Linked DNA regions of Mus musculus: region 2 is linked to region 1. A link is a loop called in an ENCODE intact Hi-C map of the cell type or tissue named here. Cell type or tissue: left cerebral cortex. All regions are shown on one strand. Links, peaks and the distances in the headings refer to the core of each region. The heading gives the core; the rest is flanking DNA.

What was found. Peaks named below come from ENCODE experiments on the same cell type or tissue, not always from the same donor. Only the 100,000 strongest peaks of a DNase experiment are listed, where the experiment ranks them.
Region 2: a loop joins it to region 1, with 6 times the contacts of the local background. A loop is called at or near these places in 9 of 42 quality-filtered maps.

Annotation. Positions count from the first base shown.
Region 1 is chr15:81,799,337-81,806,711 of GRCm38, forward strand. Gm17597 (predicted gene, 17597) reads right to left here and starts at 3,277. Exons shown (of 2, transcript NR_155271.1): 1 at 3,074-3,277; 2 at 1,455-2,365. It also overlaps a transcript of Tef not described here. In left cerebral cortex, for the core only: a CTCF peak has its summit at 3,452; DNase peaks (open chromatin) are centred at 2,164, 3,259, 3,784, 4,378 and 1 more place; H3K4me3 peaks cover 2,884 bases; H3K27ac peaks cover 3,766 bases.
Region 2 is chr15:81,856,141-81,863,515 of GRCm38, forward strand. Tob2 (transducer of ERBB2, 2) reads right to left here and starts at 2,186. Exons shown (of 2, transcript NM_020507.3): 1 at 1,796-2,186. In left cerebral cortex, for the core only: a CTCF peak has its summit at 3,073; DNase peaks (open chromatin) are centred at 2,203, 2,758, 3,931 and 4,727; H3K4me3 peaks cover 3,028 bases; H3K27ac peaks cover 3,608 bases.

The DNA.
Region 1 (7,375 bases), core at 1,906-5,905:
AGCCCAGCCTGAGTCAGCCTCAGTTTGCAATCACAGTACAACTCAAGCCTGAACTCCAGCTCCCACCTCATTCTCGACCCGGGTACAGGGCAAAGGGGGACTGGCCAGGGCTCCTTGCTGGCACAGAGAACAGAAGAGAGAGTTCCCTTTGTGCTCACTGAAACATACAGTGTTCAAAAAAATTTAACTGAAATTTTACTAGTACATATTTGCGAAAAGAAACACTGGAAGGTTAAATAAAAACACTAAATTTATTATGAGAAGAATGAGGGAGAAGAATCAGGGAAACAAATGCTGTGGAGTTCGACTTGGCAGGGGCTGGAGAGATGGCTAATCTTGACTACATCTGGAATCAAATGCAAGCTGATCGACACCCCTGTGAGAGACTTTACTGACTGGATCATTTGAAGTGGGAAGACTCACCCTGAATCTGGGCCACACCTTCTGGTAGCTTTTTGCCTGCTTACCCTTGTTTGTGCTGATAAGTTCACCTATTCTGTTGCTGAGGCATTCCTTCAATTGTATTAGAGCCTACTTCTTCTGGATTCCAATGTAGACTGAAGACCAGCAGGTCTTTAGGAATCCTTCAGGACTCCAGCATCAAACTGAAACTGTTGGCACATCCAGTCTCTCAGGACAGAACACCAGATCCTTGACTTTCTGGTCATGAGACGGCCACTGATTGCTAAGCTACCCAGATCCCAGCCTGTAAGCCATTCGAATAAGTCCCATATATATATTGTTCTATCAGTTCTGTTCCTCCAGAGAACTCTATCACTCTGCTCTTGTAGAGGACCCAAGTTCAATTCTCAGCACCTACATGGGGCAGCTCACAGCTACTTGTAACTCCAATGCCAGTGAACCCAACACACTTCTGGCCTCTGCTACCACATCACACATTCATATAACGAAAATGAAGAAACTAATTTTAAAGTATAGCTTTCCCAAGGTTCTGAGCTTTGATCCATGCACTGAGGTTTCTATACATAAATTAAAAGTAGAGTAGACATGAGGGCTCAGCAGGTTAAGGCATTTACAGCTCACCAGACAACCTCAGTTTAATCCCTGGGATGGAAAGTCACAGTAGAAGGAAACGACCAACTCTCATGAGTTGCCTTCTCACCTCCACATGTGCACCGTGGCATGTGAGTGCCCCACACACAAATAAACACACAAATACATGTACAAAGGCTAGAATTAGAAGCAGCCAGGCATGGTGCTGCACACCTATAATCTCATCACTCAGGAAGCCACATAAGGAGGATCAAAGTTCAAGGCTCTGGCTGGTGATCTGGCGTGGGGTAAAGGCACTTGCTGCCAAGCTTTACACAAGGGACTCAGCAAGGTAGAAAGAGAGAGCCAACTTAACAACTGTCCTCTGACTTATACACACATACCATGGAGTGTGCACCTATACACACACACACACACACACAAAATAAATACATGAAGATAATAATTAAAAATAGGTTTTATTTTCATGTATATGAGTGTTTGCCTGCATGTGTGTATGTGTACTATGTGTGTGCCTGGTGCCTGCAGGGACCATGAAAGAGAGTTGGATCACCTAGAAGTGTAGTGAGGGTGGTTGTGAGCTACCCAGGTAGGTTCCTACCATGTAGCTACTGGGAGCCAAACCTGGGTCTTCTGCAAGAACAAGAAGTACTCTTAACTGCTGAGCCAACTCTCTAGACACAATTAAAATATATACATATATGTGTTTGTGTGTATGTGTAATATATGTATACACACACATATCCATAGCTATTATAGTCTTTAAAAATGACAGCAACAACAAGAGATACTTGCCCAACGTGCACAAGGCCCTTTTCTTGTACTGGGAGGGGAAAAAAAGGAAGCCTGGCCCAGCCTGGTCCGACAAACCTCAAATGGCTGCATTTGAGAGGCCAAGACAGAAAGAACACAAGTTCAGTGCCTGCCTGATTCCAGAGTGAGTTCTGGCGCTGTGGATTATGTAATATATAATATGGAATTTCATTAATCTGAGGAGGATCACTCAGGAGGAAAAGACTTGGGGCAGCAGACGTTGGGGAACCTTTTCAGCTCTGTGTAAGATGTGATTTGGGAAAACAGCCATGGATCTGTGAGATCAGGCACAGGACAGAAAACCAAGAGCTTATCATTTGCCCCAGGGTGTCTGAGCTGCAGAAGGAGGCCTGAGGGAGCTTACTGTGTTCAGTTTTGAAGTTGAGCCTCAGAATCAATTGCTGGCTTGTTCTAGATTCTGCAGCCTGACATCTCTGCCTAAGTCTGACCTCTCTGGCTCCACTCTTGGAAGGCTGAGGACATGCAAGTGTGTGACTTCACCCATCCACAGTCAATGTCCTGGGGAATCACAGTGCACCTGTGGGAAAAAGGAAAGGAAGAGTTTATAGCAGGTGGCCACTGCCACTTAAACCTCAGTGATGGGCAAAGCAAGGTTTGTCACTTAGGCCAGGCCTGAATCAAGTTGGCAGGGCTGTCCTTTTTCAGTAGTGCCCACCTTTTTTTTTTTTTTCCCAGACAGGGTTTCTCTGTGTAGTCCTGGCTGTCCTGGAACTCACTCTGTAGACTAGGCTGACCTCGAACTCAGAAATCTGCCTGCCTCTGCCTCCCAAGTGCTGGGATTAAAGGCATGTGCCACCGCGCCCGGCTTCAGTAGTGCCCACCTTAACGACCATCCTAGGGACCTATTTTCCTCTTCTTCCCTTTCTGAGAGACCAGAGACTTGAAGAACAGGCTTCAAGTTGGACAGATAGTATGACGCCCCAGCTATGCACCCCACATGTACGCTTACACACCTTGTGAGGCTCATGCACACGGCACATATACATTCAAACATACCCAACCCCTTGGGACTCACACGCTCCCACATGAACCGAATGCATGGTGCTATTACATCATCTTTTGGGCTCAGATGCCTGGGATGCTGGTCTACTCTTATCATCCTTTCTTCCGGCTCCCTCTTGATTCCAGCCCAGGTTGATTTGCACCATGTGCCCTGCTCTCCACTGAGCCTGGGCCTCCAGCCCCCCCCCCCCCCCCCCAGTTCCCTGCATGTGCCTGTGCTCACTTGCTGTGGGCGTGGAGCTCTTCTCACCGTTCTCATCTGGCAGCCCTGGTTATGGTTCCCAGACTGGGGGAGAACTTCCCTTTGCAAAGTTAGATAACAGGCCGGGTTCTCTGTCAGAGGATTGGTGCTGTGGCTCCACGTGCTGCAGCTGGCACAAGGCCAGGTCCGCCCTGCCAAGCAGCGAGAAGGGAAGGCCTGGCTGCTGCCGTAGCTGGCAGGTGGCCGAGCTGGGGGTGGACAGGCGGGCTGGGCTGGGGCTGCCCATTGGCTGCCTCAGGCTCACACCCCGCCTGCCTCCCTAGCCTGTGGCTCTCCAGCAGCCCCTGCCTCTCCAGCTGCTTCTAAACTCCGGAGCAAGCACCTCCTGCTGGGCCATGTCGAGCTGCAGCCAGATTGGAGTGGCCCCTGCCATGGACATGCCTGAGGTCCTCAAGTCCCTGCTGGAGCATTCTTTGCCTTGGTCAGAGAAGAAGGCAGGTAGGAACACAAGTGGTCTATACTGGCAAGGTGCCTAGGGGGTGGAAGCAGGCACAGGGACAGTAGCGAGATGGGCAGGAAGGGCTGCAATGCAGAGAAGGACCCCAGGATGTATGTGGGTGCCACACCAACTCTTGGGCTGCCCCGGTGCCTGCTGGCTTTTGGTGCCAGGGCCAGCGTGCAGCTACTGACAGGTGCTGTGCTCACGTGGGGCAAGGATGGACTACAGTGCCTGAAGGAGTCCAACTGGAAGCTGATTGCTTCTTAAGCTCCCTCCCTCTGCACGTTGGGGGTGAGCAGAGGAGTGGCAGGGCCCGTGGATTTGAGGAGAGGAGGATTTCTGCTCACCATTTGCTCGCTGCTGGAGGGCTGAACTCATGGATGGGATAGAAGCTGGTTATGTAACAGGACCACAAGCCCCACGTTCCTAGGATACCACAGGCAACCCTGGGGCTAGGGACAAGCAGAAGAGCAGAGTGGGTGACGGAGGGTGTGGAGGGGGTGGCTTGGGGAGCCAGTACCAGATACCTTACAAGTCTTTCCTGGAAAAGTTAAGTGCTATGGGGAGTTGAGGAATTAATGGAGGGTACTCTCTCCTGATATTTATGTCGCCAAATCTCTCTGGCTCAACCAGTTCTTACTACCTTTATCAAAACTTTCCTGCTGTACTGGGGATCTAACCCAGGCCTTTTGAATGCTAAGCACAAGATTTGCTATCTAGAGCCCTGTGCACCAGTCCCACCACATTGCTTTTAGAGGAGACCACCTGTCTGTGCTGTCAGGAGTGATAGGAGGTCAGGGTGCTCTTTTGGGGCCTCTTTCAGGCATCTGCCTCATTCTGTTCTGGCATCTGATATATCTCATCATCACGGTGCCCCAAACCCACCCCCGAACCGCACCTCCCCACCAGACTTCTTCCTGCAAGTCTCTCCAAACTTAAGAGCCAAAAGGACAGCCTCTGCATTCCTTTCAGCCTCTAGAGCCAGGAATGGGCTTAATTTTGTTAGATCTGGGGAGGCAGGACAGCAGGCTTTGATCCTGGGAAATGTCCTCTGAGATAGTGGGTTTCCCCAAAGCTCATGGCAGAGTCCTCCAAGGCCTTTTATGGATCTCTGGACCCAGTCCCTTTAGACCACAGTCTGGGGCTTCTAATACTGAGGCATTTACATGCCCTCCTGGTGTTCCTGTGTCTGATAGCACAAAGGAAGTCAGCTGCTCAGCAGGAGAAGCCCACATCTACATCCCTGGGAAAGACCCCTGACAAATAGATGAACCTCAGCTAGGGTCCATACCCACAAGCAGGCCACAGAGACCTTTCTGCCATCTCTGGGTGGCAGAGTCTCCATAATGTAAAGTAGAGGTGTTCCAGTCCTGCAGGTACTAGGGAAGATGATGCAGCATCCTCATGACCCCACCCAGCTGTCCCAAGATGCTTGCTGCATCACAGACATGGTCAGCTCCAGATGCAAAGGGGTTGACTCGGAGCACTGCTCTGTACATGAGACTAACAATGCTTTGAAATGTGATAGCAACTATTGGTCACTGGCTCCTAGATGGTGTACAGAGCCCTGTGAAAGCTAAAATTCCCCATCCCTCATAGGAGGGCAGCACTTAGGGTCCAGCACTTAGGGGAGTTGCCCAAGGTTTCAGGCAGAGCTTTGCCAACACTGAGTAATCCTCTGCCTGAGGATTAGTTAGCCCAGTATAGCTGGGTCTTAGGCCTGAGTCTTGGACAGCCTGTCACTCCATGTGGCACTTCATTGAAAATCAGAACAAGCCATCCCACAAGACTGACAGCAGCTGTGGCTAACTTGGAAAAAATTTGAGGGGAAAGTGGTGGAGGAGCCAACTATGTCACAAAGCCTCCACTCATATTACTACTCCCTACCTACAGTCATTACTCCCCAAAGCTCCCAGACCTTCCAAAGCACTTAAATGTCTGCTAAGCAAGTGCACACCCACCACACTGAGCTAGAAGACTCAGCAGTTCTCTGTCAAGTTCCTGTTGTGGTTTTTTGCTTGTTTGTTTGTTTTTCTGCCCATTTCCCACCGCTCTGCCGTTCGTCTCCATGTAAGAGGTGGCTTCTCCTGGAAGATTCTGCAGGATCCTTACTTTCCCTTTTCTTCTCCCAGCCCAGATACTCAGCAGCACAGCCAAGTCACATGCTGGGTGTAGCTAAGTTCCAGCAGGAAAGAATTTCAGAAGAGAGCAATGCAGAGTGTGAGAAATTCCAGGTGTGCCCTCAAGAATGTTCTCCCACTGATGTGTGCTGTTTTCTAGTTCAAAGACACTTCCCAGGATCCATGTGGAGCTCCTCTGGCAGCTCCAGGGCCTGCTGCAGCCTACACAGACTTCTGCCTCTCTCTGGTCCCCAAGTAGATTCCTGATCAGTACTGACCAGACTTGAGACTCCCTTGTTTTTCTGGTGGCCCTTACTCTGAACCATAATTCAACCAGCTTCCCTATACCATTTGCAATCTCTGACTCAGTTTCTCACCTCCGACTCTGAGCCTATAAAACTCAGGCTTCCTGTCTCTGCTCTTGCACTTTCCCCAAAGATTCGCTTTCAGTATTCACCCCATCTCCTGCTTTGTTCTTCTTCAGCTTCTTGAAAGATCTTAACGTCTACTTCTCTCATCCACAGGGCCTTGACTGTGCTCAGTGGCACCCCATCTACCTTTCTGTCTTCTCCACTTATCCAGGCCTCCACTTACAGGATCCTGACATGCTCTAGAGTCAAACTTGGCAAGAAGGGGCACTTCTGGACAAGGCCATAAGAAGCAAAGCCTTAACATCAGGGTCAGGAGGTGATCTTTGATTCTGCCGCCCAATGAGCAGTCTAGTCTTTTTAAGGAGGATGAGGAATGCCTATGCGGCTGGCTCCTTGCCAGGACTAAATGAGCTGTCCCACATGAAATGTTTTCAACCGTGACATATCATGCGGCTCTCTGTCAAAGGCCAAGAACAGCATGGCTTGGTTTCCGCTCTTTCTACCTATAATCTGACCCTTGTTTCCTTCCTGCTTACATTGGCAACTTGACTCTCATTTCCTTATGTTTAAGAACTGGCTGTTATGAGACTGTTTCCTTGGAAGTGCGTGGTGAGACTCCTGGGGCATGATTCCATCAACCCTGCACCAAACCAAACAACTCTGCTATAGTACAATAGGCAGAATCTTACAGTTATTTTCTGGGCTACAACAAAAGGGGAGAGGGGAAGGGGCTCACTCCAGTCCTCTTGGTAAACTGAAGTAGAGGCAGAGGGTGGACTCCATGCAGCCTGGGCTGACCCAAACTTGGTCTTATAAGGCCTGTATGAGGACACACACAGGCTGAGAAACCAGAGAAAGCATGGCGCTTGCTGAGGGAGAAGGAAATGACACAGGACCTTCTACGAACTGGATATACTGCATAATTTACTCCTCATTCCAGCCTGCTAAATGGTGTATCTCCTCCATTCTTTCAGTGAAAGATGAACTCAGAGAGCTTGGCTGCCTCGGCAGATAGGTGGAATGGTCCCTTTCCTTTCCTTCTACCTTAGGCCAGGACTTTGTTCTCTGTCACACCCTACCCCCATTAGAAACATGAAAAATTCATCTTCATCAAGTGCCAGACACTGATGACAGTGTCAAGAGGCATCCCTTCCAGGTGGCTTTGTATGTGGCCAGATCCCAAGTAAGGCTCTTAAAGGAATGACCTGAATCTCTCAGCCAACTATCCCTACATCACCGTGTGCAGCATCATTGCAAGGGATGGTTTTCCATTCTACAATGAGAAACACTGATGATCCAGAATGGGAGAGCCACATATTTGTCAATGATGTCA
Region 2 (7,375 bases), core at 1,389-5,388, 56 kb after region 1:
CCTTCAGGGATCTCAGGGGCCCCAGGCTCGCCTCACTCAAGGCGGTACCGCTCAGCACTCTGGGAGACGTAGTCCTCTGGCCTCCTGGCGAGGCTAGAAACTCGTGACCTACTTTTCGAGCACACTACACTTCCCTGTGTACTACGCGAGGGCCCAGCCAGATAGACCGCGCATGCCCCGCTCTAGGTCCTGGCCAAGGGTCCGAAGCCCAGGAAAAGTTTCCGATGCACATGCGCACTGCAGCGAGTGGGTGCCCCCCCCCCCCCATCACCAGAGACGTTTGGCATAAATCTGCCCATAAGGCCTCTCACCGGGTATCCTTTCTCCCCACGTCCTTGTTCAGGCTAGACTCCAATAACTCCCCTTTTCTTTCATGACCTCCTAAGCTTACTGAATCAGGGCTCTGCAACTAAGGGGTTTTTCCTAGATGAACCAGGTGGGCTGGAATGGATAGAGCCACCGCTCCGGCCCCAGCCTCTGGATCTCAAAGGAGTGTCGCTGTCTGTGGTAGATGTAGGAGCAGTGTATTCAAGAAGAAACGAGCCCTTTTCACCTAATACTCAGTAGGCTCTGCTCCAGCACCTCCACAGCCAGGAAGGGAATGGCAAGCATTAGATCCGATTCTCCAGTCTTGTTGGCCAAGCCAAAGAAATTCCTAGTAGAGCTGTGAGGAGGCACCCGGTCGACAATAAAGCCCGAAGCCGGTAGTGCCCAAGCCTTACCCCACTTTTAATACAAATCTGAGAAACCAGACCCAGGTAAAGGAAATGGGGAAAGGTTCCCAGGCAGGCAAGCAAAATCCGTACATCTGAAACCCGGGCATCATCCAATATTCAGAAAGTCTGAGTCTCCTCCCCATTACAAGGCCTACCCTAGGACCAGACTTACCAGATCCTCAGCAACCCTCCCCGGCAGGGTGTTAAACCTCCCTAATCCTGCCTCCCACACCAGCTGTTTTCCCCAGTGCTTAAGTGAGGCATTGGGGGTAGGCGCTCAGGCAAGCAACAGGATTTTTATTGTTGTTAAGAAATCAAAGAGAAACCAAACCCACTCCCAGGCCAGGGTGGATAGGTTAGGGTGGATGGGGGGGGGGGGGGTAGGTTAGACACCGAACTGGCACCGGAAACCCTGTCTGCTGATCCCAAAGCCTGCTGTGTGAAGTTCTGGTTGCTCCCAGGGGAGGGGATGGCTTTTCCCTTTTCCCTCCTTAGATTTTTGGTCAAGGGCGGAGTACATCCCCCTCAGACAGAAGGGGAAGTTTAGGAATAGAAGAGATCAGACACAATTAATACACTATCCGACAGGCTCTTTGGGTACTTTTTTTTCCGCCTACACAAGTATATAAAGAGCTCAACCTGCAATGAGTTCTTGCTCGGCAACCCAAGGGCACTCTCCACTAACCGGCCCTGTCACCAAGAAGGGGATGTCCAAATTTCCCATCTCACAGGTTCCAAAGGGACAGAAACAGACTGTGTTAATAATCACCACCCCGCACACGTGAAAAGCAGCCGAAAAATAAAGATAGAATCCCCTCCCTTCCCATAATTTATTTAACTCTGGCCAGAGTTTGGTTTCTGGGGGGGGGGGGCAAGGAAAACATAACGAGTGAGGCGTGAATAAATGGGGAAGGAGGTCAAGGAGGAAACGCTCTCCGCTTAGGAGAGGGCCGCACTCGAAACTAGGTACCCCAGGATCAAAGAGAGTGATGGAGAGCGAAACAGGGGCGGATCCGGAGAGGGGCAGCAGGGGAGTGGACCAGTGTGGGCGTCCCCCGCCCGCAAGCCCGCGCACTCACTCGGGTCTCCACGAAGGGTCCGCTCTGCAGGCCGCGGGACGGAGGTCTCTCTCCCAGCTTCCCGGGCACCGCGAGGCTGAGGGCCACGGTGTCCTTTTACGTCGTTTGAGGGTAGAGAGGGACGAGGACCGAGCTCATGTGATTCTTTCCGCTGTTTTTGGAGGTCGAGCTCGGCGGCGACGGCGCGGGGATGGCGGACCCGAGGATGGCACCCGTCACGCGGTGGATGGAGGCCAGCCCTGGATGTACTCGTCTGGCAGGTCCTGTCCTTCTGGCCTCTCGGTTCCCACGACACTCAGTCTCAACGACCTGCACCTTCCCGCGCCTGGGCCCGAAGTGAGCAAAGTCAATGAAAAGTTTCACCCTCAGCAACCCTGCGCATGAATCTGCTTTCCCCACCCCTGCGTGATGCGTCCCTCCGCCCAGCCGGGGCGGGGCCGGGACTACTTTTCCTCCCTTGGCATCTTTAACCCCTCGCAGCCCAGTCGTAGGTTGGGATTCCAGGTTCTGCGGGAAGTGTAATAGCGATCTTCTCACCTTGTCTCCTCTAGACCCCTCCCTGCCACGTCCTCAGCGGGGCTGCTCACCCTCGGAATCCTTCTGAGCGCCTTAGCGCCGGATTTCTTCTCTTAAGACTCCAAAGCAGTCTGAGCTCGCCATGTACGTTTTTTTCTTTTTTTTTTAAACCGGTGTAGACCAACCCCGGGGAGGGTAGGGACAGACCTGGAACACAACAGGCCATTAGGAAGTAGCCTGGGACACAGTGGCTGTTGCTGGCATCACCGGGGCCCTGAGAACTCCAAACCCTAGCCCCAGCTCTCAAAGTTCCCTAAGACCTAGACGGCATGACTCTTCAGTTCTGACGGTCCCCGTGACTTGAACTCCCCGGTTCCGATTTGTTCATTCTGAATTTGGGGAGACAGTGGCACGATGCCACCTCCAGGAAGGTTCTGGATCTGAGTGTAGGCTAACCTGAGTTTACCAGTGTCGCCCTCCTGGTGGGGACGTGGAAGATCGAAGGGAAGGGAAGGGTGCAAGAAGATCGAGGGTTAGAAAAAAGAGCGGAGCACCGGTTAGTCATGCACTCCCAGCCCGGAAAGTTGGGTCCCAAACACCATAATAGGGCTGGCCACGCGCGACCGCCGCCCCTCTGCTGAGGTCCTCGAGCTCTCTGGAGCAGGTTACCCACGCACAGGAGAGCATGAGAGCCGCGCTCCTTCTAGCAATAGTCGCAGAAGAAGCGCCAGCCCTGGCAAGGTGAGCAGGGTGTTCATTAAGCCCGACAGCACCCGGCGGCGGCGAAGCGAGGCGCACCCGGGCCCGGATTTTGGTCACGCTTTTTCTACTCTGTGGCTTTGTGACAGTGCAGGCTCAGCGATGAGGGGGTCTAGGATCTGTGGCGGGTTGAAACCCTAGGAGAACTGGACTATCAGACTAGGCTGGAGGACCGCTGGCCTTGTGTACAGTTCCCCTAGCCCCCGCCTTAGTTCGCCTATTTTCCAATTCAACAACCCCTCCTCTTCTTCTTTTTTTTTTTTCTTGGGGGGGGGGGTTCGAGACAGGGTTTCTCTGTATAGCTCTGACTGTCGTGGAACTCACTTTGTAGACCAGGCTGGCCTCGAACTCAGAAATCAGCCTGCCTCTGTCTCCCGAGTGCTGGGATTAAAGGCGTGCACCACCACGCCTGGCCAACCCCTATTCTTTATTCACGTTCCTGAAGGTTCCGGTGCAACGGCAGTCTCCGAACCCACGTGGGGCGGTGAGATCGGAAAGTTTCCAGTTACGAACTGTGTGCGTTTTATTTTCCTTGATCACGTAGGCAAGAGCAGAGATCAACGGAGGTATAGAGATTTAAATACGCTTTCCTAGACAGGAGGAGAGAAATGCCGGGCGGGAGGGCAAACTCCGCGGTGCCAGGATGGCAGGAGGAAACCTAAGCGCGTGTGTCCCATCCCCCACAATCCGAGCTGGACAGCCCGGGGGCTTCTCCTGGGACTACTTGTGCGTCAGCAAGCGTCATACATGCCCCTCTTCACTTCACCCTTCCCTTTTAGCAGCCCTGCCCCCACCCCCCCACCCCCAGTGTTCCATCTAATGCCATGAGACCGCCCACAAGGATGAAAGCTAAAAATAAAACAGATATGTTAGCAACAGCCCTCCCATTGGCCGTCAAGCAGAGAGAGACGTCTGATTGGGTTTTAGATACAGCTTCTGGTAAGCAAACGTTTGTACCCTTTGGTATCGCAAGGGAAGCTGGTATTTGTAGTCTATCATTAGAGGCGGCCATAGAAATAGGTGGGTTTATATCCCGGTTCTGCCACCCACTGTGTGTTTTCGATTTAATGCAACAAATATTCTTACGTTGACAAACACGATTATTCATTTCTAAAAACATGGAAATCTTGTGATTAATCAATATTGTGTGTGAATCCTGCTTCAAATAGGTCAGTCTCCCTCTCTGAAAAAATACCTGAATTTGCAAAACAGTTTATATTTTTCATCATGAAAAATTAGCCAAATTGCAGCCTATAAACACTAGTTGGTGAGCATTTCCCAATGAGAAATATTCCAAGACAGAATGATGAAAAAGGTTAGGATGAGCTGGAACAAAGAGTATCTCAAGGAAATGCTTATACAGATTTTAAAAAAGAAAATGCAGATACAAGTGGAAGACCTTGAGTCTCTGTGTATTCGTGCTTTTATTTGAATCAGCCTTGGGCAGGTTTACACACAACAAAAAACCTGAAAAAAATCCTGTCTCCTTAGTAAATGGGAGTTTTGAGGAAAGGTTGAGCCTATAAATAGGAAAGGATAAAATAGAGCGAGGCGATCATCCTTAATTACTGCTGCCTCAAGTTATGTGGTAAGGAGGAATCTTCTTCTCTTCCCCAATGTGTAATTTCATCTTGCCAGGGCTTAATTGTAGACTGAATTACTACTCCAGCATTCCAGAGTCCCCTCCTATTTGAGTAAACACGTCTTGTGAAAGGTTGGCACCGGGCTTTCACCAGGCTTTCACAGAGGCCAGCCCTGGCGACTGCAGGGTGGGAACAACTTCCCCTCTCAGAGCAAAGCAAGTCCTGCCAGATATTTTGGCGCTAGGGACAAGCAGAGCTGCTCATGATTGGCTCAATTAACCTGAGGCGAGTCACAACTTCATACACACAAACTGAGGTGAAAATGTTAGATTGTTTCTTCAAAGTTACCCAATAGTATCGTGGTTGGATTCTTCCCATCTTCTGCCACCGATAGCAGAAGAAAGGACAGTCAGTGACAAAATCTGAGTGTGGGAAAGAGACTCTAAGTCCATCCTGGTAAAAAAGAGAACAAAACTTTCTTTTGTTTTTCAATTTCTATTACTTTATTTATGCATATGAATGTTTGGTTAAACGCATATATATGCACCATGTGTGCCTGTTGGACCCCTTGGAATGGGATTATGATGGTTGGGAGCCATTATGTGGGTGCTGGGAATCAAATCCAGGTCCTTTGCAAGAGTAACAAACACCCTTAACCACTGAGCCATCTCTCCAGCCCCCAAACCATTTTTTTTGTTTTGTTTTGTTTTTTGTTTTTTCTTTCCTCCTCCTCCTCCTCCTCCTCCTCCTTCTTCTTCTTTTTTTTTTTTTTGAGACAGGGTTTCTCTTTATAGCCCTGGTTGTCTGGAATTCACTTTGTAGACCAGGCTGGCCTCCAACTCAGAAATCCACCTGCCTCTGCCTCCCAAGTGCTGGGATTAAAGGCGTGCACCACCACCACCTGGCTCATTTTTTTTCTTAAGACACCAAAAGGCAGTATTCAAAGAAACAAATATTTTTAGCTCTTTGGGTGGCCACTTGGGGATTGGGTTAATAAGGAATCAAGTATCTGGGTGTTGGAAATAATTTTTTTTGAGGGGCCAGGAAAATTACTTCTAGGCCAAGAATCGTTCACGTTTATATCTTAGCCTGAAGCTACTATTAAAAAGCTACAGGTCAAAATACATTGTCTGAAGTTTAGCCAGTTCAGTTTGACTCCCTGGCAATTTTCTTAATTTACAAGTTGCTAAGTGGGGGTGTTGTGTGTAGCTTTTGCTACCCGGCATGTGACAATAGGAGCCCACTTCTGTTGTCAAAGCACTCAAAATGTGAAGACAGGATCACAAGATGCAGTCAGACTGGCCTCAGAGCGAGTTCCATAATTTCTTTGGCTCATGGCAAAACCCTGTCCCCCTAAACAGCTCAAATATGTCAGACTATAGTCTGTGGATGTGTGAACACCCCCCACCCACAGGGACCCAGATTGAGAAAAACTTGCGATTGGAAGGCCAAGGTCAACATCTGATCATTTATCTCGTGGATAAAGTTTCTGATCTATGTTGGTACATTTTACTATAGCTGTAAATTGATATATGTCTTCCAGTGTATGCATACATAGGAGTATATTTGTATACATTTTTTATTACAAAAAATTGTGTGAACATTTCTTTGCTCACTTGTCAAGGTCCACATGTGATTGATAAGTTATTTCTCTGCCCTCGAAATGAACCAATTCAAGCCAGATTAGAGTATATATATAAAGGCAGGTTTAGTGGGAAGCAGCTCTCAGGAGGAAGGTTCATTAATGCCAAGGAAAAAGGCCAGGGAAGTGGCCTTGGGGAGGAGCTAGAGGGGAGAGGGAAGACAGAGAAAGAGTGTGCACACACAAATAGAGAGAATATGCAGAGAGTGGGAGAGAAAAGAGAAGGGGAAGGGGGAAGAGACCAAAATGTCTGGATTATACAGGAAAGAGCCTCTGAGGGTGGGCGGGGGAAGCCCAGCCCTTAGGCTGGAAAGTGCAGGGTAGAGGGAAGGATATGCCAGGTAGGAACTGAGGGAGACTGGGAGAACCTGGAGGCCAGGTCTACTTTAGTACATTAAATATGCACCTCAGCTGTTTGTCCTGGGTATGAATCCCAGGTATGATGAGAGGGCAACTTACAGGAGCCATCCTGTATATTGGTTTTGTGTGTGTGTGTTTGATTTACTTATGAAAAAGGCATCAGATTCCTTGGAAACTGGATTTACAGATGTTTGTGAGCCATTATGTGGGTGCTAAGAATTGAACCCTGATCTAAAAGAGTAGCCTGTGGGTGCCCATGGAGGCCAGAAAAGGGAGTGAGATCCCATGGAACCGGAGTTACAGGAGACTGTGAGCTGCTTGGTTAGGTGTTAGGAAATGAACCCAGACTTTTCCAGTAGTTTAAGTACTCTTAACCCAGGAGGCCCCCTCACCAGCTTCTATTTATTTTATTAATTATTATTATTTTTTTTTCTAGATAAGGTTTCTCTGTGTAGCCCTGGCTGTCCTGGAACTTGCTCTGTATATCAGGCTGGTCTCAAACTCAGAGACGTGCCTGCCTTTGTCTCCCAAATGATAGGATTAAAGATGTTTGATACTACACTTGGCAAGTGCTTTCTTTCAAAAATGAAAATGAGGAATTAAGTCTATCATAATTGTGGTTATACACACCTGAGTGGTGTCTTATTATCTTCACAGAATTTTATGTTTCTGGTTAAAATTACGCTTGTACACAATGTTTTCTCAAGGATGAATTTGCAA